2 separate regions of the Homo sapiens genome follow, and region 2 is linked to region 1. A link is an interaction called in ENCODE POLR2A ChIA-PET data of the cell type or tissue named here. Cell type or tissue: GM12878. All regions are shown on one strand. Links, peaks and the distances in the headings refer to the core of each region. The heading gives the core; the rest is flanking DNA.

Region 1 (11,924 bases), core at 2,462-10,461:
CAATCTGAATTCTCTGTAACAAAATGGAAATGTATTGGCTCATGAAACTCAGGGAAGACGTGCATGTCCTAACTACAGAAGGTCAGGAGTGTGGCTGGTGTCAGACAACTGGGGCCAGCTGCTCCAACTCCAAAATCCACCAGCCTTCCTCTGTCTGTCTCTGTCTGTCTCTGTCTCTCTCTTTGTCTCTCTCTCTCTCTCTCTCTCTCTGCCCCCCACCCCCCACCCCCCATCTCCACAAGCCCAGGTGTCAGGGCTCTAACTCCTCCACCAGCCAGAAAGCACAGAAGCCAACAGTTCCCAAGCCTCACATTCCTCAGCCTCTGCCATCAGAAAGGGCCTTGCTGTTTCCTCATTTCCAATTGCACTAACTCTGGGAAAGGACTGGTATCAGCTTAGAGTGGGGTCAGGTGCCCATATATCTGAACCACCCCTTGGGGTAGGGAGAGGCACCACAGGAACTATGTAAGGATGTGGCAAAGCAGCCACAGGGTCTGGTAGGGAGGTGGTGCCCTCTCCGCCGCCCCATCCAGCTGCCCCCTGCAAGCTGCTTTTCACAGCCACATCTCCCACCTCCTGAATCCTTCCCCAGCCCTCTCCCCTAATGGCTTCACCCTTGCAGGCAGCATAACAGGACAGGACTGCCATCCTCTCCAGAATTGGAGGGACCTCTAGGCTGCTCTAAACAGTAATACCCCAAATAACATTCTATGGGGGTTCTCCTTCAAGACCATCAATAGGATATGAGAGGTTGAAGGACACAAGGTAGATGTATGAGCTTCCCTGGGGCCAGGCTAAGAAAATCCTCTCTAAGGAGCTGCTGGAAGGAAGGCCTGCAGAGGCAGGCTGGGCTGACAACTGGCATCCCTGCAGCTGGGCTGCAGAAGGAGCCTGAGGAAGCCACAGCAGTCACCGGCCTCTGAGAAGGATGCACAGATCCACAGTGGCCTGGCGATGACATCTGGGTTTGCCCAGGGGCTCTCTGTAGTCCTAGGCCCTCAGTACAAAAGGTGGGGCCATAAGCTGCTGCGAGCTTCACTCTGCTGCTTCTGGACCATTGGCCTTGGTATAAAAGGCTGACCCCTCAGCAAGAGAGAGCATTCCCACATACGGTGGCTCTGTGGATTTTAATGTGGCCATGTGCATCTGGCTGGCAGCTTTCCTTTTGTTAACTGACTTGCCCAAGGGCACATGGCTCTCAATGTCAGAGGACCCAGGCCTCCAAATGGCCTACCCAGGCTCACACGACTCTTCAGTCACACGCACATCATGCTACCGAGACAGGACTAACCTGGGGGCCTTGGCAAACATTATGGATGCTGTTTTTATGGAGGCCTGGGGCATGAACGTTACAATCCATGGTTCACGGTTCTGTGGAGAGGCACAGTCTGTTCTCGGGGGCACTTCAGTGTCCTTTGTAGAAATCATGGAACCGTAAAACGTCAGAGCCGGGGGCACCCTGGAGCTTGTCTAGTCAGTCCCTTCTTTTCAGGTGAGGACACTGCAGGGCATGGCTGTTGTGTAGGGCTTGAGGAGGGAGAAATGGGATGATTTGGGAAACTAATTTACACTGTCCCCCATGCTTCTCAGTACTCCCCAGTCTGAGCACTTCAGGAGTCCCAGTAAAGGTAATAGCTCAGATTTACCTGGCCGGGGCCTCACCTGTCTATGCCAAGACTTAGGCCCCTGATAAGCCTCCCTTCCTTCCTTCCTTCCTTCCTCCCTCCATTCCTCCTTCCTTCTTCCCCTCTTTCCTTCTTTCCTTCCATCCCTCTGTTTCTCCCTTCCTCTTTCCTTCCCTCCTTCCTTCCTTCCTCTTTCTTTCTTTCCTTCCCTCCCTCTGTCCCTCCCTCTGTCCTTCCTTCCTTCTCTCCTTCCTTCCTTCCTTGCCTCCTTCTTTCTTCCCCCCCTTCCTTTCTTCCCTCCCTCCCTCCTTCCTTCCTTTCTCCCTTCCTTCCATCCTTCCTTCCTCTCTTCCTCCCTCCATGCCTCCTTCCTTCCTCCCTTCCTCCCTCCGTTCTTCCTTCCTTCCCTCTTTCCTTCTTTCCTTCCCTCCCTCTGTTCCTCCCTTCCCTCCTTCCTTCCCTCTTTCTTTCCTTCCCTCCGTCTGTGCCTCCTTCCTTCCTTGTTTCCTTCCCTCCCTCCCTTCCTTTCTTCTCTCCCTCCCTCCCTCCTTCCTTCCTTCCTTCTTCTTTCTTTCATTTTGGTTTTTCTTCACCTCCCACACAGCCTAAGAAGTCCCTCCTTCTTGTTGCACTGACACACCTCCAGGGGCCCTGAGGGGTTTCTCCCATATGCTCACCAGCAGTTCCACTGGCTCCCCACTGGGCATTGTCTGATCCACAAGGAGCCCCCTGGGTGGGATGAAAGGCTGGCATGTGGGGACAGGATCCAGGAAATATGGCTTCCTTTTATGTTATCACTTTGGGAACAGGGTTCTAGAGCAGAGGTTGCAATGGGAAAATTCTAGCAGCTTTTACTTACTGCCTTCTCTGACCCCAAGTGCCAGACATGTGCCTGGGGAAGGAACAAATTCTGAAACAGCCACCATGTGGTCCTCAGGAATGCCCTCCCCTCCACACAGCCACAGTTTTGTTCCAGAGTCACCCCTAACGTAACTGCCATCTTTTCTCCCCCGGGATAAAGTCTTCCTGTAAGTAGGCTCCAACAGGCTCACTTCAGCCTCAACTGGCCCCACCAGGCACCAGTGGCCCATGCTGGGGACACACACTCACACCCCCTGAATCCCCACACAGACAGGCTGGCATCAGGGGCTCCCACGCTGACTCCCATGCACCCCATTCTTGGAAACAATCAGGCTGTAAACTATGATGGTGCCCTTCCCTGAGCAAGACCAGCAAGTTTTGAGGCCAGCTCTCTTTCCCATGTCCCTCCTCCAAGACACACATTCCTAGTCCAAAATAAAGCTGCTCGATGTGAGTCCATGGACCCCGCTGTGTCACTCTGAGGTTTCTCTCTGTATGGTGACATGCAGGCATCTCTGGGAGGTACTGTTGTCTAATAAGCAAGTGAAGAACAGTGTATAAAATGTGCTACCTTTTGTGTGAGAGAGAGGAGGAATATATGTATTATGTAGCTGTGTGTGTGTACATTTACCTATATTTTCACAAATAGAGCAGATAAACCAGAAGCTAATTAAAATTGTTACCAATAGAACTTTGGAGGGGATAGGGATGGAAGGTACCCTTCCCTGAATTGACCTTGTTTTTAAATTTTTGACTTTGGAATTCGGTAAATGTTTTACATAACCTTAAAATTTTAAACCTAACAAAAAAATACAGTCACTAAAGATGAAAAAGAAACTGAAACAAATTTATTCAACTCTGTTTCAGGTTGCTGGCATAACTACAAGGGAAAAGTTATTTCAATTCATTTAAAATACATTACTTTCACTGCATAGCTCACTAGGAATATAGCCTAAAGAAGAACTGCAGAGAAATTTTATAACGTATTCACTAGTCTTATTATTAGTAGTAATGTTGTTATTATTTTGAAACTTTTTGTGTATGCTGTAACATAAAGTAAGTAAGTAACTGAATAAATGGCATTAGACTCCAAGATTTTGGTAGAAAAGAAACAAAGAAGTTAAGACCTTTTACCTTTTAAATCTTTAAAAGCTAGGTCCCTCTGACTCTCCAGCCTATGTTTTTTCCAGGATACCATATGACTTAAAGGAGGAGGAAATGCTATTTTTAAAAAACATGGATTATCATTTGTATTCGTTTCCTAGGGCTGTGTATTAGTCCGTCCTCGCATTGCTATAAAGAAATACCGAGACTGGGTAATTTATAAAGAAAAGGGGCTTAATTGGCTCACGGTTCCACAGGCTGTACAGGAAGCATGATATTGACATCTGCTTCATTTCTGGGGAGGCCTCAGCAAACTTTCAATCATGGTGGAAGGCAAAGGGGGGAGCAAGAAGCTTCACATGGCTGTAGCAAGAGGAAGAGGGAAAAGCAGAAGGTCCCACACGCTTTTAAACAAGATCTTACAAGAACTCACTCACTATCATGAGAACAGCACCAAGGTGATGGTGCTAAAGCCACTCATGAAGGACCATCCCCATGGTCCAATCACCTCCCACCAGGCCCCACCTCCAACGTTGGGGATAAGAATTCCTCATGAGATTTGACTGGGGACACAGATCCAAACCATGTCAGCTTGCTATAGCAAAGTACCTTGAGCTAGGTAGCTTAAGACAACAGAAATGTAAAATAAATTTCGTAGTTCTAGATACCAGAAGTCCAAATCAAGGTATTTGCAGGTTCCTTCCTGGGAGCTCAGAAAGAGAATCTGTTCCATGCTTCCCACCCAGCCTCTGGTGGTTGCTGCAGTTCTTGGCATTCCTTGGCTTGTGCAGCACAAATCCAACCTCTACCTTGTGTGTCTCTGTCTCTGTGTCTCCTCTTCCCTTCTTAAAAGGGCATACATCACAATGTATTAGGGATCCATCCTGCTCCAGTGTGACCTTATCTTTATTTAACGATTATATCTACAATTAAGTTCACATTCTAAGGTTCCAGGAAGGACATGGATTTGGAGAGGGCATTAGTCAACCCAGTCCATCACTTTTCCTTTTTTTATTTTGTATTCTGAAACAAGTGACACTTTTATTTTTGGGGAGTGTTTCACCTGTTCCAAGTTCATTTTAGGTTTAGACATAAAGTCTAAGAAGGAAATTAATTATAGGCAATCATAGTTAATACTAACATTTGCTTAGCTAAATTTACAATGTTTCCAGACTCTGCAGTGACTGCTTTCCATGAATGTTCTGGTTGAATCCTCACAGCCGGACAATTATTATCCCCAATTTCAGTAGAGTCTGTTGAGGCTCAGAGAGATTAATTCCTGAAGTCAGACAACTAGAATGCAAGAAGCAGGAGCTTGGGAGAAAGAAAGCAGTCAAGCTCTGGAGCCAGTATACAAACACTTGTGTGATTCTGTATGCCTTCCACAAACCAGGCCTCTCAACAGACCATTTAGCAGGATTCAGGTTCATCATTTGGAGAAAGCTTTCCCATCATCTCGACTCTAGCTCTGGTTTGTCTTTCAGATCACAGAGGGAAAGGAAAGGAAATTAACATGAGAACTGAATGTTTTCATGAAGTCACATCTCTTGGATGATACTATCAATGCCAGTGTATAGTAAGCAACACATCAGTTTCACTGGGCCTGACTCCTGGCTTCCTGATCTCTTATATATTACTGGCATTACAAGACTGACTGACAACCAGATTTAAAAAAAAGAGCTCTGGGCCGGGAGCGGTGGCTCACACCTGTAATCCCAGCACTTTGGGAGGCTGAGGTGGGCGGACCACGAGGTAAGGAGTTTGAGACCAGCCTGACCAACATGGAGAAACCCCGTCTCTACTAAAAATACAAAAATTATATGGGCATGGTGGTGCGTGCCTGTAATCCCAGCTGCTCGGGAGGCTGAGGCAGGAGAATCACTTGAAGCCGGGAGGCAGAGGTTGCAGTGAGCCGAGATTGTGCCACTGCACTTCAGCCTGGGCGACAGAGCGAGACTACAAATCTCAAAAAAAAAAAAGCTCAGTCTCCTATTTCAATCTCTGCTCTTCCTGCCATTTATATATTTTCCTCTTTAGTATCTGGCTTTCTTCCCCACTAGAACTTAAGGTCTATGAAGGCAGGGATTCTTCTGTGTGTGCTATATCCCAAGGTTCTAGCTATATCCCAAGGTTCTAGGACACTCTCTAGTACATGGTAAGTACCCAATACATATTTTCGAATGGAAGTTTTCTATCTATGTTGAAATCAGTTCACTTGTTCTACTTAAATAAACTTACCTAAGTAAAAATTTATTTTTGAAGGAAACTTGATATTACTACCACAAATGGAAAGCAGTATCTCATGTAGCATAAATAGAATTCACAAAAATAAATACAATAAAACTAAGCAGTTTCAATGTTAACAGTGAAAGTATAAATTGAAATATACAAGTATATCTGAAAAGATGTTAAACCACACTCACAGTAAGAGAAATGTAGTTTTCAACCCAAACTGGAGATACCATTCTTTATCAGACGAGTAAAGATCAAAAGGTCAGGTTCTTGGCATGTCGGCATGAGGGTGGGAATCAGGTGAGCTAGTAGATTGCTGGCGGGCTTGTGAGCATTCACCCTTATGTCCAGGCACTGCCAGGGAACTGTTGGCTGTGGGCCTGCCTAGATATGTGCCATCGGTGAAATGTCAAGGTTTTATCCTCCCAACAGCATCGCTGGCTATGATCTCATGGGTAACAACAGGTTAGTAATTGAATTTGGCCCACATTTCCTGAGGGTCAACTGAGTGCTGAGCTTCTAGAGACTGGGGTGGGGGTGGGTGGCAGATGGCCTTTGGGATCTATTTGGACATGGGCATGGAAAGCCTGCCAACCCTACCACAGAGTGACAAGGTGCATTAGCAAGAAGGAAACAAAGCTGCTCAGAAAGATGTGGAGCCGAGGGGATTGGGTCCAATGGGCCTTCCCTGCCCCTGCCCACCGATGAGTCTTCCAGTCTGCCTTGGATGGGTAGATAATTGTTGTCCTCTCCCTCTGGGTTCCATCCACTTGGTGCCCGCACCCCACTGTTCTCAGTCTTCTGCAAGGGCATGCCTGGTCCTTTCCAAATCCGTAGAGTGGAGCATCTACATGGCAGCACTGCTTTCTCCACTGACCGCACCTCAAGGGAGGTCACTCTGCTTGCTATATTGAAAGACCCCCTTCCTCCCAGGTGCAAGGCAGGGAAGTGGTAGGGGAGGGAAGGCCCTCACCCTGTCACATGTGTAATTTGGTAGCTTCAAGGCCACCTGAAAACGCTCAAATCTTTGTGCCAAGTAAAAGGGTGTTGAAACTGGGCTGAAAGAAGCAAGCTGGAGCCGACCATTCTGGTGCCAGGTTACTTCTGTCCCCTAGACCCCAGTCCTGCTCACTCTATCCCATGGCAGCACACCATGCCACACCTGGTCCTGCAAAACACGTGCCATGGGACACTCTGGTGAGGACAGATGGAGTAAGAGAATGGGTATCTCAAGGACCCCTGCCATTCTGCTCTCAGTGGAGAGAGCCATGTAGCCTGACAATACTGTCATCCAGTCAGCCCATCAGAGTAAGACAAGGAGAGTCCCTGGGTTGCCTGAATGGATTGGAAACAGCTTATACTTGCTCATAGCCAAATTATGAGGATTCAGGGAAAACTGTGTGCTACAGTTAGGGGTGGGGCCCATGGAGGACACTTGGATTAAGGAGTGTCCATTGGATTATCTGTTCAATTCTGTGTGGGGCTGGTTTTGCACTGCAATTTCTTTGGCAGGATGAACAGCCTCCTGATATCAGCTTCAGACCAGTGAGAAAGTAATCACTTTTTTCTCTACTTTCATTGCATAAGCAAATTAAAGCTATAAATTTTTTTGTTTTGTGGGGAAGTTATAGTAGGGATTGAAGCCATAAAGATTATATTATTTCCAAATTTAGAAAAAAGATTTGATTTTTAAAAATCATAATTTCAGACAAGGGTAAAGGAGTGGGAATGATGAGAGTTGCTTTTATTTCTTATATAATTGTCCAAACAGTGTGGCCAAAAGCTTTTGAATGTGTGCTAATTACATGGTGAGGCGTTTGGGATCTTGGGGACTTTTAACTGGGCATATGGTTGGGCCAGTTTCTATTCCAAAACTTCTTCCTGTGCCTTACAAATGTTTTTGGCATGCAAACTATTTTTTCTTTTTTCTTTTCTTTTTTTTTGGTTTTGAGATGGGCTCTTGCTGTATTACTTAGGCTGTAGTGCAATGGTGCAATCACAGCTTCCTGCAGCCTCAACCTTCCAGGCTCAATCAATCCTCTCACCTCAGCCTCCTGAATAACTAGGATTACAGGCATGTGCCACCACACCTGGCTAATTTTTTTTTTTTTTTTGGTAGAGACGAGGTCTCCCTCTGTTACCCAGGCTAGTCTGGAACTCCTGGGCTCAGGTGATCCTCCCACCTCTGCCTCTCAAAATGCTGGGATTATAGGCGCGAGCCACTGCGCCTGGCTGACATGCAAAACCATGAGTATGTGTTTGCCTCTAACAAGCCCTCTAATGCAAGGTACTACAAATTAATTTTATCATATAGTAACAGTTACTTGCTTTGTATTAATATTTTACAGTTGACAAAATGTTCCCTCAATTTCTTTCTTACAACAATTCTATAAGTCTAGCATATTTTCATCATCTTGACTATATGAGGAAGCTGTTTCACTAAGCTGGACCAGAGCCCACACAGCCAGTAAGAGGTGAAATCAAGGCAAAAGTCCCTATTTTTTTTTTAACCTTACATGCTATCTTTAGGTTAGATAATGCATAGCAATTCGAAAATAAACATGCAGAGAATGGACTTGCATCCCCAAACCGAAGCTATACAGCTAATAATAAGTAGGGGAACTTTGGTAAAATACCCCATCATTTTTATGGTTTTCAGCAATCTCAGCCATGCAGCTACAGGAGATAAGAGTCTCTTTCAGGACATACATTTCAAATCATTTATGTAAGGCTTAAACTGAAAATTTGAATCCCTGAGCTCATCCTTTTCTCTCTCCATGTTGTCCAATGACATTAAGAGCAACCAGCCAATCTCATCCTCATTAGTTTAACAAAAATGTTCTAAGGTATCAAATACATGGTCACTCATAGTTTTATGTCTTATAAATATGTGATTAAGCATATTCAGTAGTGATATTCTACATATCTCTATCATCACATAATGCCGTAAACTATCAGTGTTCTCTTTGCTGCTGGAAACAGAGTCATTAGTACCTTTAAATCTGATCAGATTAGAGAACCAATTCCAGAAACCCCAGAACAAATTCAGAAATTCAACCTTAAGACTATTTCCCTAGAACCACTCTCTGTAGTAAAATCTGCATTAGTCAAAGTTCTCCAGCGAAACAGAACAAGTAGAGTGGGTGTGCATGTGTATGGAAAGAAAGAGATTTATTTTAAGGAATTGGCTCACGTGACTGTGGGGGCTGGTAAGTCCAAAATTTTCAGGTCAGGCCCTCAGGCTGGGATCCAGGGCAGAGTTGATGTTGCAATTTCCAGTCTGAAGGCAGAATTCTTTCGTCTTTATAGTTATAAAATTACCCTCTAAGCATTGCTCGACCTGCCTCTTACAAATTTTGATGTGCTGCTTTCTCATTATCAATCAGTTCAAAATGTTTTTGAACTCCTTTTGTGATTTATTTTGACTCATGCAACTGTTTGTTTCAAAGAATATTTTGGTGAGAATTATAAAACATTCTATTTTTACATAGCAGCCATGCATCTGTAAAACAGAACCCTATAAGTAATGTAGTCTTGGAATGCAATGTGATTGCGTGCCAGTTAGGAAATGCATGCATCACCTACTCTCGATTGCTTGTCACCTACACCCCACCCCACAGAAACTGAAGGTTGCAGGAAATGTTCTTCCCATAATTCTTTATCAGCTATATCAACAACAAGGCAGTTTAGGTCTACAGTTAACAAATCTGGTTAGACTGTATTCACAAGTTAAGGTGTCTAAAGAGATAAAGTTTAGGGAAACTGCTTGTGGTTCCAGTGTAATTTTCCCAAAGAAGAAACCTTTTTATTGTCACTGAAGACATTTACGTAACAGGGCATAAGTTAAGTATTTTATTAATAGATAATGCTCAACACTCTAGGAAAAATTGAGTCAGCACTGAGTGATTTTCAGTTTTGTAAAATTTCCTGAATTAATTCTCAAGAGAGTGTTCTTTAGGAAGGCTGGCAGGGGTCCCTCTGGAACAGAAAGGAGGCTGTGGCATGGAAGGTCAAGGGCATTTGATGACTGTACATACTGTCATCAGGAGAAAAGATGAACCATTAGGATTGTGAAAGTGTGAAAAATGTGAGAGCCTTTCTTTTCTACAAAAAAAATGAATCTGTAGTCATATGTGTTTAATACCAAAGATATGTGGCATATATGTTCATTTTCTACCGTATACTTCAGCTTTTTGTGTCAAAGAAAGATTTATGCCTACTAATGGTTTAACATATGTGGAGAAAATATGGTATTTTCAATCTATGATGTTGGTATAATTAGCTATCCATTTGGACAATAAAGCCAGATTCCTAAAACATCATATTCTCTAAATGTCCAGAAAGATTGAAGACCTAAAAGTGACTGGAAAAATATCTTAAAGCCAATATGTAAGAAAAAATGATATAGAGTATATTGGTTTGTATTCATACTGGAAAAAGAACTAAAAGTACCCACATGTGTATGTATGTATAAAATGTAAGCATATAGAACAGTATGGAAAAATATCTGTACAATGAAACACACCATAAACAAAGTTATTTTTATAAAATTTACTGTTTCAATAAGAACACAAATCTCTTTAGAGAAAATTTCAAGGAATGTAGGATAAGGACACACAAAAAAACTCACCATAGTCACAATGAAAATGGAAATTTGTATACTTGTATATTCATTTCTGAGTCTAAAAATATCACATTCATATGGGAGAATATTTGGAAACCTAAGAAAACTGTAAAGAATAAACTCGCTTATACTCTCACCACCTAGAGATTTTAATCGCTAACATTTTAGTAGGTTTCCTTCTTGTCTGTTTATACATTGTATATAGGATCTTTTTCAAATTGTTAATATAAACAACCCCAAGTATTTTTGTATGTAAAAAAATAAATATTTAAAAATCTAAGAGCTATAAACTGGCAAGGGGATATGTAAGTTTTTTAAATATTGGCCATTAATGTCAGCCAGACAGCATATTTTTATTCTTCAGCTCTTTTGTTTTGGCTGGGGCTACCTGAGTCCTCCTTCCAGTTGTCCAACATCACCCATCCACATTACCCCATTTCATCCAGAGGTGATAGGCTCAGGTTAGCACCTTGAGCTGGTGGGTCTTGCAGCACTCCCCCGATGACCAGAAACAGAGCCCTAGACCTAAGTCCAACTGCCCCTGCTGCTCCTGACCTTACTTCTCAGGAAGACCAGGAATGGAGACCAGATAGACCCACTGAAATCCATGGTGGTTAGCAGGAGAGCTGCGGCCATTTGTTCATAAGCCAGGTTGTGGCTCTTTGAGGGGCAGAAGGGGCTTAGGAGTTACCAAGGACCATACATTATAGGAGATTTCACCAGACAGCTTCTGGAGAGAGATGGTTATGAAATTAATTCATCAGACTTTGCCAAGAGATAATAAATTCATTAGCAAGGGGCATCTTTTGAATAGGAGAATTGGCATATGACTGTTGGGTAGGCTAACACCACTAATTCTGAAAACCAAAGGGGTCTTCAGGAAGGACCGCCCAGCGAGAGAGGTTTTTAGATCTGGCTGGACATTACCAATGAGATGCTTCAGAAGTGAAATAGAGCAAATACAGAAAAGCTTACCTGAGTCACATCCTAGGCACATCTGTATAACCAGGGCTAACGATGCTTTCAAATTGTGACTGAAAACTGAAAGATATTTTAGAACACAGAAAACCATGAGATAGACTAAACAGGCCAAATTTCTAATATCTTACCAGAAAAAGAAATATTTCCCCTTATGATGCTAGAAATATAAGCCAGGAGGGAAAGAAGAACCAGAAAACGGAGAAAAGACAAAATAGATCAAAAAAGAAAGACAAACAAAACAGAAAAAGGCAAAAAGAAATCTAGTTGTTAGGTTCTCAGCAGATTTTATTGGTTTCATGATGGCCAACATTAAAAGAAAAACTTTAGCCAAATTAAGTTTAACAAAGTTTAACTGAGCAAAGAAGGATTCGCAAATCCGGCAGCCTCCTGAGCCAGAGTAGGCTCAGAGACTCCAGTGCAGCCACGTGGCGGAAGAAGATTTATGGACAGAAAAAGGAAAGTGACAGTACAGAAAATGGAAGTGAGGTACAGAAACA
Region 2 (11,924 bases), core at 1,238-9,237, 480 kb before region 1:
TACATTTAAGAAACACCTGCCATATGCCAGGTATCCTTTCAAGCACTGAAATGCAGATTCATAAAACATGGTCTCTGCTCTCAAGGAGCTCACAGTGGTAAGGAGGAAACAGGCAATAGCGAGTGTTCTCATTGCATTCGTGACCCCATTGATCTTGCAACAGCCCCATGCATCAGTTATTGCCATTATACCATTTTACCGATAAGGAAACTGTGGCAGGGAGGGGTCAAGCACCTTGGGTATTTGACAGCAAAACCAAGGCTTGGTGGTATCATAAAACTTCCAAGTAGTAATTCACAAAGGTGACTGGGAAATGGAAGTGACCAGAAATCTTTGCACTATGAGGACAAGTTCATGACCCTGATACATTCTTGTCCAGGTAGTATAGCTCCAGACCAAATGTCTGCGGCCACCCACCCAAAAACTTGTTGGATAAAAATGACTACACCTATAGTCAAATGATTTTTGACAAAGGTGCCAAACAGTTAGATAGGAAAAAGAAAGTTATTTTCAATAAATGTTGCTGGAGCAACCAGATATCCATATGGAAAAAAAATCTTGACCACCTACCTCACACCAAACACTAATATTAACTTGAGATGGATCATAAACCTAAGTCTGAAAACTAATAGTAAAGTTCTTGAGAAGAGAACATGGGAGAATGTCTTCATGATGTTCAGGTAGGCAAAGATATTTTAAGACACAAAAAAGCAATAAGCATAAAATTTGTAAAGAGGTGACTGGGGCTTTATCAAAATTAAAATTTATGTGTATTAAAAGACATCATGAATAAAGGGAAAAGGGCAGCCACAGACTGGGAGAAACTCTTTACTATACATATACCTAACTGAGGCTCATATCCAGATTATATGAAGAACTCCTTCATACTGATACCTAGGGTCTTGATTGCATGCCCCGAAATCAGTTGATTCTTCCCTTTTGAAATGCATTCCCACAAGGATCCAGCCTTTGGGAAGCCATGCAAGTAGAGGCAGAAGTTGTTTCAGCTTCGGAAAGGGCCACTCTGCTGAGGAGTGTCCTTGACCGGCAGAGAGAAGATGTTCCTGCAGCCATGCTGATTCCAGGGGGATATAGAATTTGGGGCCTGGGAATGTTTAAAAATGAAAGCCAGTTAATAGTTTTATTTTTCTTTTAACATGACAGACAGGAGAACAACCAGCAGGACTCCAGGCTTACCCTGACATTTTTGTCAAGTATATGCGGGTTCTCCAGAGAGCCAGAATCAAAAGATGTGTGTATATACAGCCATGTGTTGCATAACAACAAAGATACATTCTGTGAAATGTGTCCTTAGGCAATTTCATCGTTGTGCAAACATCATAGGGTGTATTTGCACACACCTAGATGGCATAGCCTACCACACACCTGGACTATGTGGTATAGCTTGTCACTCCTAGGCTTTGTACAGCATGCTACTATACTGAATACTGTAGGCAATTATAACACAATGGTAGGTATATATGTCTATGTAGACATATCTAACATAGAAAAGGTACAGTAACAATACAGTATAAAAAGTGAAAATTGCACACTTATATAGGGCACTTCCAATCAATGGAGCTTGTAGAACTGGAAGTTGCTCTGGGCGAGTCCGTGAGCAACTAAGACATTACACTGTGCGCTTAGGCTACACTAAATTTCTAAAAATATTTTTTAAAATATATAAGTTAGCCTTAGCTTACTGTAACTTTTTTACTTCATAAACTTTAAACTTCTTTTTAACATTTTGACTCTTTTGTAATAACACTTAGCTTAAAACAAAATCACACTGTAAAGCTCTACGAAAATATTGTCTTTCTCTATATCCCTATTCTATAAGCTTTTTTCTATTTAGAAATTTTTTATTTTTAAATTTTAAACCTTTTTGTTGAAAACTAAGACATAAACACACATTAGCATAGGCCTACACAGGGTCAGGATCATCAGTATCAGTATCTTCCGCCTCCACATCTCGTCCCACTGGAGGGTCTTCAGGGATGATAACATGCACGGAGCTGTCATCTCCTATGATAGCAACGCCTTTTTCTGGAACACCGCCTGAAGGACCTGACTGAGGATCTTCTTGAGGAGGTGTCACTCTTTTCAGAAATATGTCCATAGCATCTTGCTTAGTTGTTTCTTTTTTTCATCACAGATTTGTTTGTAAACAGATAATGCACCACGAACATTCCTCTCTATTAATAAAAACCTTTCAGTGTCGGGGGTCACTTTCAAACTTTTTAAAGAAAAAGTTGAGGTCTGCAAAAGCTTCTGCCAAATGCTTCACTGTGAATTTTCTCAGGGGTTCTTCTTTTCTTCTCCTGCAGTTTCTTTTCTCTTGCCTCTCTTCAGCTATGGATTCTGGTTCCAGTTCCTACAACTCATTAGTCAGTTTCTCAGGAACCGTTGTTTGCTGTCTCAACCACAGCCTTGTTGAGTAATATGCTGTCCTGTGATATTGTGATGGCTATGAAATCACTAGGTGATAGGAATTTTATTATATTATAATAATATATTATATATTATAATTATAATATATAATTTATATATAGAATATATAATATATTATGCTATTATAATCTCATGAGACCACCATCAGATATGTGATCCTTTATTGACCAAAACATTGTTATGCAGTGTGTGACTGTATATATAGGTATATGAAGAAATTTATATTAAGGAATCGGTTCACATGATTATGGAGGCTGACAAGTCCAAAATCTGCAGGGTGGGCTGGCAACCTGGAGACCCAGGAAGAGTCAATGTTGCAGTTCAAGTCTGAAGGCCATAGGCTGCAGAATCCCCTCTTGCTTAATCTTCTGTTTTATTCAGTCTTTCAACTGATTGGATGAGGCCCATCCTCATTATGAGGGTGATCTGCTTTACTCAAAGCCCATCCATTTCAATGTAAAAATCTCATCCAAAAACACCTACAGAAACATCTGGAATAATGTTTGGCCACATGTCTAGACACTGTAGCCCAGCCAAAGTGACGCTTAAAATGAACCATCACACCAATTGTGCTATTGACCTGTACCCACTGAGGTGAGACATGATCAGAGACTGGGCAATTTTCACAGTTTGGACACAGCTATGAGCAACATAGCAGTGATTCAGCAAGCTCACAATAGCTTTACCAGGCAGCAAATTGAAGCAGATTACAGCTACTAGGAAAGACGCTTCTCATTTTGTGAGATGTGCTCCCGTGGCTGAAAGATTGTGTGAATTAGGTAGATTGAGGGAAGGGCCAATTGATTTAGAGTACTGCAATCAAGACAACTGGATAGCCTAGTGATGCCAGCTCAGAAAAAGAATAGTAAAGTATAGTGAAAACAAAAATTCAATTTAACCTGGTTCTAGCAGAACACCAGCAAATAAGGAAAACAAACAAACAAACAAACAAACAAACAAAAAACAGCTGCAGAGAAAACTCAAGAAGCCCCATAGAGAGGGTACTTTGGGATCTGATGCATGCTTGCTGATGGTGCCCATCCATCCTGTCTCTGCTGGACGCCTAACAGTGTTCCTCACCTGCACTGTAGGTGTCCAATGCATGCTAAGTAAAAGTGATATTAAGAGCTGCGTGCCAAATTTCATTTCACATTATATCTCAGAATTTCTTTTAGTTTTTCTGGAAATGTAACTACTATAATGGACCTTACAAATGCACAAATGGGGCCGGGTGCTGTGGCTCATGCCTGTAATCCCAGCATTTTGGGAGGCCGAGGTGGGTGGATCACTTGAAGTCAGAAGTTTGAGACCAGCCTGGCCAACATGAAGAAACTGTGTCTCTACTAAAACTACAAAAATTAGCCGGACTTGGTGGTAGGCACCTGTAATCCCAGCTACTCAGGATGCTGAAGCAGGAGAATCACTTGAACCTGGGAGGCAGAGGCTGAGGTGAGCTGAGATCACACCAATGCACTCCAGCCCAGGCAACAGAGAGACTCTGTCTCAAAAAAAAAAAAAAAAAAAGCACAAATGGTATTCTGTATCTGAAAATTGTTTGGATTAACTTTTGATTCTTGCCTGGTTAAAGAATTACAATTCTTACCTCAGATCATGCTTAAACTATCTTATTTCTTCTCATCACAATAAAATAAATTAGTGTCATTTTTATACTTGATTGCCTCAAGGATATTTTAACACAATTTTGTTTCTTATCTTTTGTACCACTCATTTGAAAACTTATGGTCTTAATGCAAATAATCTGAAAGTAATAAAAGTATAACTCCTAGTAATTTCCATATTGCTGCCTGTAGAAAAGTTATAAACATCCCAATTTATTCTGGCAAGAAAAAAATTTTTAGTAAGCAAAAGCCTTGACTGACCAAGTGCTTCACAAAAGAGGATATCTAAATGGCCAATAAGCACATGAAAATGTTCTCAAACCATTATTTATCAAGGAAATGCAAATTAAAACCACAACAAGATACCATAACACACCCACTTAAGTGTCTAAAGAGACTGACCATACCAAATGTTGGCAAGTAGACAAAGCAATTGGAGCTCTCACTGCTGGTAGAAATGCAAAATGATACAGTAACATTGGACAAATGTTTGGGATTTTCTAGCAAAATTAAACATTCACCTCTCAGATCACCCAGGAATTCTACTCCTAGGTTTTTCTCAAGGAGAAGTTAAGTGCAAATATCCATCAAAATGCTCATAAATTTTATTTGTAATAGCTAAAAACAAGACACAACTCAAATACCTATTAAATGTTTATCTAGACACAATCCAAATGTAATACAGTCATGCTCTGCACAATCATGGTCCCATGAAATTATAATGGAAGGAAAAATTCCTATCACCCAAGTGCACACTGTTTATAAAGTCCACAGCGGTGTACAATAACATCCTAGGCTTTCACATTCACTCACCACTCACTCACTGACTCACCAGAGCAACTTCCAGTCCTGCAAGCTCCATTCATGGTAAGTGCCCTGTACAGGCGTGCCATTTTTATCTTTTATACCATATTTTTACCATACCTTTTTTAATTTTTAGGTATGTTTGGATACATGAATATTTACCATTGTGTTACAATTGCCAACAGTATTCAGTACAATAACATGCAGCAAACGTTTGTAGCCTAGGAGCAATAGGCCTTACAGCCTGGGTATGCAGTAGGCTGCAAAGTGTAGAATTGTGTAAGTACACTCTATGATGTTCACACAACACAAAATTACCTAATGACGCATTTCTCAGAATGTATCCTTGTGACTGTCACTGTCTAGACATACATACAATGAAAAACTACTCAGCAATGAAAAAGAATAAACTGCTGACACACAAACTTGGATGAATCTCAAAAACATTCTGGATGAAAGAAACTACTCAAAAAGAATGTTTACTGTATGATTCCATTTTTATGTTTAAGAACAGGTAAAATTAACCTGTGATGACAGACATCAGAGTCATGGTTACTCCTGAGGAGAGGGGTTTACTAGATGGGACAGGAGGGGACTCTCTCCTTCTCTAGGGTGGCAGAAATGCTCTGGATCCTGGAGTGGGTGATGGTTGCATGGGGTCATACATAAATAAAACTTGCTTTTTACATATAGATTTTATTCTATGTAATTTATATCTCAATTTTTAAACTGCAGAACAAAATAAAGATGGAGAGCAGGGAGCTGTGCTTTTTCCATTTTACTCCCAGGTGCCAGAAAGGAGCACTTCTGGAGGGGCTGAGGCTACAGGAGGTTAGAGAACTTCTGCAGGTCCAGAGACAGCTTAGAACCAAGCTCTGGCTGGTCTTCCCTCCAGCAGCTGGGAGGAGGGCCTCTCTCCACTTGACAGAGCAGCCCAGCCCCAACTTGGCAGCCTGCAAGTGAAAACAGCTTCTCTGTAGAAAGTACTAGAACATCCACCCCCTTTCACAGTGCGGCTGGCTTCCTCCATCAGTCTCTACAGGTGTCAGAAGGCATTGATAGCACCCTAACCACAGCCCCGGGGACTCTCCATGCCCAGTCATAATTCAACGGCACCAGGGTGACCCCTCAGTGGAGAGGCAGGCTTTCTTTGAGACTGTGAACATTGAACCAGGACCACTTGCCCCTGACGGTCTTTCCAGGCAGACTGGGAGACAGTGGCATTGGGACCATTCTTTCTTGGGCTACTCTGGGCCAGACATCTAATCAAATGCTCTCTTTCCCATCCACTGATTCCATAAGCCCCAGAGTGAGTCAGGTTTCTCACCCCAAGTGGAGGGGCCACTCACGCTAGGGGGCTATGTTCCTGCGTTCAGATCCCTCCTTTCTTCCTCTGTCCTCTCCCCCATCTCTTCAGCTGTACTTTCTCCTGTGCTCACTTTATTCTCTAGATTAATTTCTTGCCTCATCCTTACACTCTTGAGTTCAGAATAACTTCTGAACTTCTCTCTCCCAGGGTTCACACCAGTTGCCCAAAGAGGACTGTAATTGGGCCACTCCAGGACCAATCACTGTGGCAGGGGCACAGACTCTCTGATTGGCCAACCAGGTGATGGGATCACCCTTGGCTGACAGTCCCACTCCCTGCAGCCAGGGAAGAGCAGAGTCAAAAAGAAAGCAAAGCCACGCATGCAGAGAGGTTACCAGTGTCCATCCAGACGCCCACTTCACAGACAGGTAGCCAAGCGCCAGAGCCCGGCTATTGTAGCCCTAAGTGGTAAGACAGCTTTGAGACCAGCTGCCGGTCAGGGGTCAAGGCGCAGGAACCGGAAACCCCCAGAAGCCTGTCTGCTTCCCACTTTCACATAAGAGGATGAGCCCCGTCCTCTACAGCTTGTGGCACTCTCGCTCCACCGAGCCGGAAGCCATGGAGCAGACAGAGTCCCAGTCCTGACTCCTCCCACTTCCCACAACCCATACTGCTATCACTGGCAATCACAGTAGGAGGGTTTCTCTCTGTGCAAACAATGATACTGATCTGGCTCTTGGTAAAATCAGGGGCAGGTGTTCCCTTCTGGAGGGGGCTGCACAGGAAGGATTTCCCTGCTGTGAGGGAAACACGGGACTGGGAGAGGAGCCCTGACACACCACACACAGGCCTCTGCTTGTCTTCAGTCTCCGGAAAATAGAAGTTAGGGGGCAGGGAGGGGAGTGGGGAAGACGAGAGGTGTTCTCCCTGGGTTTGAGAAATTGGGCCTGGGAGGGGACCCCTTCAGACAGCACCCGGCTGCCCTGGGACTTATGGCAATAAGCAGGTAGCCGCCTTTTCTTTTATACCCTGCCCTCGGACATCAGCTGCCAGTTCCTGTCTCGCAGTGTGACAGAGTCTTTTCCTCCCATCCTGAGTCCTGCAGAAGCGCCCAAGCTTCTAAGGACATCCCCAACACGGTCCCTATTCCTGGTGAGTGACACACAGGGGAGGGTCCGTGCTACAGGGACCGTGGAAGGAAACAATTTGAAGGAAGCCTAATGAAAGCAGTGACTCCTGAGCTGGGATGTGAAAGATGAATAGGAGTCTTCCACGTAGTGGGGCCTTGGGGGCAGAGCATTCCAGACAGTGGGATTAGCAATGTCATCAGGTGTGGTCCTGGCAATTGCTGGCTCTTTGCTATTTATTGGGAGATAAAGGTGAGTCCTCCGGTGGAGAGAAGAAAGGAGACGAGGAAGGTGGCAGACCCGGCAGGGCCCCCGGGCCCTGCTACTCCCCACGTCTGAGTCCATCTCCATGACTCTGCCATTTCCCACCATCCAGATCACTGTTAGCCTAACACTGTTCTTCAGACCAATGGAGAAGTAAATCCATTTAATTCCACTACCAAAATGAAAAACCATGTTACTTGTCCTAAATAGAAGATGACCACAAAACCCAAAAAGTCACTATTAAAATAAACAGCATCAATTTTTATGCCACCTAAAGCCACCTGATGTGCCACACACCGTATTTTGAGAAACTGCCATAGGCAACAAGGAGCCAAGAAAGGATTTTCAGCAAGGGAATCATATGATCAGATTTGTCCTTTATAAAGACCAGTCCGAAGAGAAGGGATCAAGGGGCTGAAAGAGGGCCAGGCCAGAGGAGAAAGCAGTTCATCAGTTGTCTATTTTTACAAACCCTGTACACAGTTGCTCTTTTTTATTTAGTTGTCCTTGAAACTGAATTCCACATAAAACTAAATTGGGCATCCCCTTCTAGAAGCAGCTCAGTATCACTAGCAACCTGGAATGGTGGAAATGTCCATTTGCTACAAAGGACCATTTGGTGATGAGTGGCCGGCTTGAGTCCCACCTGGCCCTCACTTTCCTCACTTTGAGGGGTGAATTTAGAATCTGGGCTTTCTGATATCTCCGGGTGTAGAAGCAAGCAAAAACCCCTTCTCTCTTTTCAGGGCTGAACTCATCCAGAGGGAAGTGGAGATGGTGCTGGCTGTGGTTATCTTTCCTCCACTCGAGGGATTGAAGCTAGGCTGTCCCACGGCACCGGGCTCGTGGCTGGCCCTGGGTGTGTCGAGTTCATGTATTGTCTCCAGCAGTAGCCGAGGAGTGACAGCCTTGTGTGCAGGCCTGAAAGCCAGGGCAACTCCCAGGTTTCATTGCTGCGGTGGCTAATTTTTATGTCAGCTTGGTTAGGCCGTGCTACCCAGCTGTTTGGTCAAGCACCAGTCTCCATGTTTCTGTGAAGGCATTTTTTAGATGTCGTTAACATTGAAATCAACAGACTTTGACTAAAGCCAAGCAGATTACCTGTCATAACATGAGTGGGCCTCATTCCATCAGTTGAAGGCCTGAAAGGAAAAGACTGAGGTCCCCCAAGGAAGTCAGAATTCTCCTCCAGACTACAACATAGAAATCCTGCTCAAGTTTTCTAGATTTAGGATCCCAGACTGCAACATTAACTCCTACCAGATGTTCTAGCTTGTCACCCTGCTCTGCAGCTTTCAGGTTCTCTCTCTCTCTCTCTCCATCCTATTAGTTCTATTTCTCTGAAGAATCCTGATTCATACAATTGCTATAACCTGGGGCAAGCCACAGCTTTATTGTCGTTGTTTTTAATCTATGGCCATCATCCCCAAATGTAGTGGTTAAAAACAACAGTTGGCCGGGCGCAGTGGCTCACCCCTGTAATTCCAGCACTTTGGGAGGCCTAGGTGTGTGGATCAGGAGGTCAGGAGATGGAGACCATACTGGCTAACATGGTGAAACCCCATCCCTACTAAAAATACAAAAACAAAAACAAATTAGGTGGGCGTGGTGGTGGGCGCCTGTAGTCCCAGCTACTCAGGAAGCTGAGGCAGGAGAATGGCGTGAACCCGGAAGGCGGAGCTTGCAGTGAGCCGAGATCGTGCCACTGCACTCCAGCCTGGGCGACAGAGCGAGACTCCATCTCAAAAAAAAGAACAAAAACAAACAAAAAAAACCCAGTCATTTTATTATTTCTGTGGGTTGACTGCTTGGTAGGTTTCCATTTCCGTGTGACACTGGTGACATTAGCAGGGGCTACAGTCATTTGGAGTTCAACCGGGCTGGAGCCTCCAAGCAGTCTCCCCTGATGTGGCTGGCATTCGGTGCTACCTGCTGGCTGCGACCCTGACTCGTGCTGGGGCTGTCACCACGGAGCCTAGGTTCTCTTCCACATGCCTCTGTATGTGGCCCCGTCTTCTTTTAGCATGGAGACTGGGGCCCAGGGGAAGGAAGGTAGCAGAAGCTGCCAGTTAACACTTAAGGTCTTGGCTCAGAAGTCCCAGAGTATAATTCTGTAGGATTTTCTTGGGCAGAGCAGTCCCAGGGCCAGTCCAGACTCAGGCGAGAGGTGGGGGTGGGCATGGGGTAGATTCCACCTCTCAGTGGGTGGTGGCAAGTGCGTAGAGGATAGAATGAAGGGACGGCGACCATCTTTGGAAACTCTCCACCACACCAGATAGATTTCCCCTTTTGCCTTGAGAAATCCAGTGATACATAAACATCATTATGTTATTTACGTCAATTTGGGAATAAATGTGTTAATTTGCAATGTAGTCTCTGTCCACTTCCCAAGAGGATATGTAGTAGCTTTTAATGAAGGTATTACAGAAATAGTATTGTTTCTATCAAAATAAAAAATGATTAAAGGCTATGCAGAGATAGGAGAAAGACACAGTATATCTTTAAGCTTGATGAAAGTAGTTTCTGCCATTGTGTTTCCAGCTCACCAAGCTCCTGTATCTACTGGAAAATGGAAGTCCAGCCTTACCAACTTGTGAACCTTGTCTGAAGGGAGCCAGGGCCTGCCAATGGAACCACCTCCAGGAGCTGCAACTGCTGTTGTCATTAATACCATTGTGTCTATTTTTTGAGAGAGATAAACTTTTCATGGTGTTACATTTTGGAAAAAAAAAAAAAAGACTAGGTGAACAGTCAGGTAGGAAAGCAGCATAACAGTCCCTTAAATTCTGATCATGTAGGACATTCTTCTTTGCCCTGGGCCTGGGAAAATGCAGCATGTTCCAGAGCAAAAGTCCTAATGAGGGGAACTAAACCAGTGGGACCCAAACCAATGTCCTGGCTCACTGAGGACCCGTTAGAACCAAATCTCTGGGTGTGGACAGGCTCCCATACTTTTCAAAAATTCCCCTGATGACTAATGAACAACCAGAGGTAAGAACCAGTGGCCCAGAGGAATAACCAGCCCAGCTGTTGTACGAGCTCGCTAAGCTGGCTCAGGTCAATGTTGAATTCTCTGCTAGGCAGCTCCTCATAAGAACTGGCAGAGATGGTTCTTACACAACAACAGGTGACAACTCCAGACTCTGCCGGAAGTTCCAGGATCTGGGTTCCCGGACAATGCATGACACTCAGTCCAGCATTGCAGGTGGAAGAGCGACGGTGAAAAGACCAAAGTCAATTAAAATGTGTTAACCAAAACAGGAAACATGAGTGAGGTGATTGAGAGTGTGTTTAACTTAGATGTGTGATTTTATCAATACTTTCATTGTTCAAAAACTCTTATTTTTTAAAGATATTTTCAAAACAAATCCAAACTTTACTTTTCATTCCAAATTCGTGTTCCGTCTATACTTGCATTTGGGGAAAGATTGAAACAAAACACAAATACTTTGTAGCAATGTTGGAGTGTCATGTTCTTTGCAGAGGGACAGGAAAAAAAAAGGATTTTTTTTTCTTATCAAGAGATACTGTTTCCTCAAGGAGAAAGGGCATCAGTCCAAGGCACTGGTTTGCTCAAAAAGATTAGTAAAGAACAAGCATATTTTGTCTGTGGTGACAACATGATCTCCCCCCCCCCACTAGTAAACTCACAGCATCAGTACGCAGGCAGTGTGATGCATTTTCAAAGTTCCTCACTTTTCCAGATCCAACAGGACTCTTGTGCACATACTCGGTGTTTCCATGGCAAATCCACTGTGTATGAAAATTAGACCCTTCCAAAAAACAAATTTACTAGTCAGTAACCATCATCAGCACTTTTTTTCTGTACCATGAAATTTGGGAACAAAATTAAAGGGCTCTTGATTGAAATCCATCTCTCTTTTTGGATTCAGCTGTCAGGTATACTTTCCTTAATAAGTCTCTGTGAAGTGACCTGGTTGGATATGCTAGTTTTCCATTTTATAAATACCATGCACTCATGAAAACATTGTAGAAACATATTCAAGAACATGGAAAGATGATCACTGTAGAATTCTGAGCGGAAAAGAAGTATATTATGAAAAGTATGCAGTGCAATGATCCCATTTTGCATATCTAGCTAGCTAGCCATCTGTCTTAGTCCATTTGAGCTGCTATAACAAAATACCTCAGACTGGGGAATTTATAAACCATAGAAATGTATTGCTCACACTTCTGGAGCTTGAGAAGTCCAAGATCAGGGTGTCGGCAGATTCAGGGTCTGGTGAAGGCTCTCTCTGCTTCATAGATGGCACGTCTTGCTGCTTCCTCACGTGGTGGAAGGTGTGAACAGCTAGCTCCCTCACACATCTTTTAGAAAGTGATGAATCC

What was found. ChIA-PET counts read pairs that join two places held together with the same protein. Peaks named below come from ENCODE experiments on the same cell type or tissue, not always from the same donor. Only the 100,000 strongest peaks of a DNase experiment are listed, where the experiment ranks them.
Region 2: POLR2A ChIA-PET joins it to region 1 with 16 read pairs; 2 of 35 experiments call an interaction of 5 or more read pairs at or near these places.

The regions. Positions count from the first base shown.
Region 1 is chr2:110,715,033-110,726,956 of GRCh38, reverse strand. No RefSeq gene overlaps it. Among named protein-coding and RNA genes, the nearest start is that of ACOXL, 12 kb to the left of the region's middle. In GM12878, for the core only: no CTCF peak of the experiment used is centred there; a DNase peak (open chromatin) is centred at 8,368.
Region 2 is chr2:111,195,386-111,207,309 of GRCh38, reverse strand. It overlaps MIR4435-2HG (MIR4435-2 host gene), which reads left to right. Exons shown (of 5, transcript NR_136164.1): 5 at 10,116-11,444. Among named protein-coding and RNA genes, the nearest start is that of BCL2L11, 80 kb to the right of the region's middle. RefSeq lists an enhancer at 9,381-9,500 and a silencer at 10,564-10,858. In GM12878, for the core only: no CTCF peak of the experiment used is centred there; a DNase peak (open chromatin) is centred at 5,909; H3K27ac peaks cover 279 bases.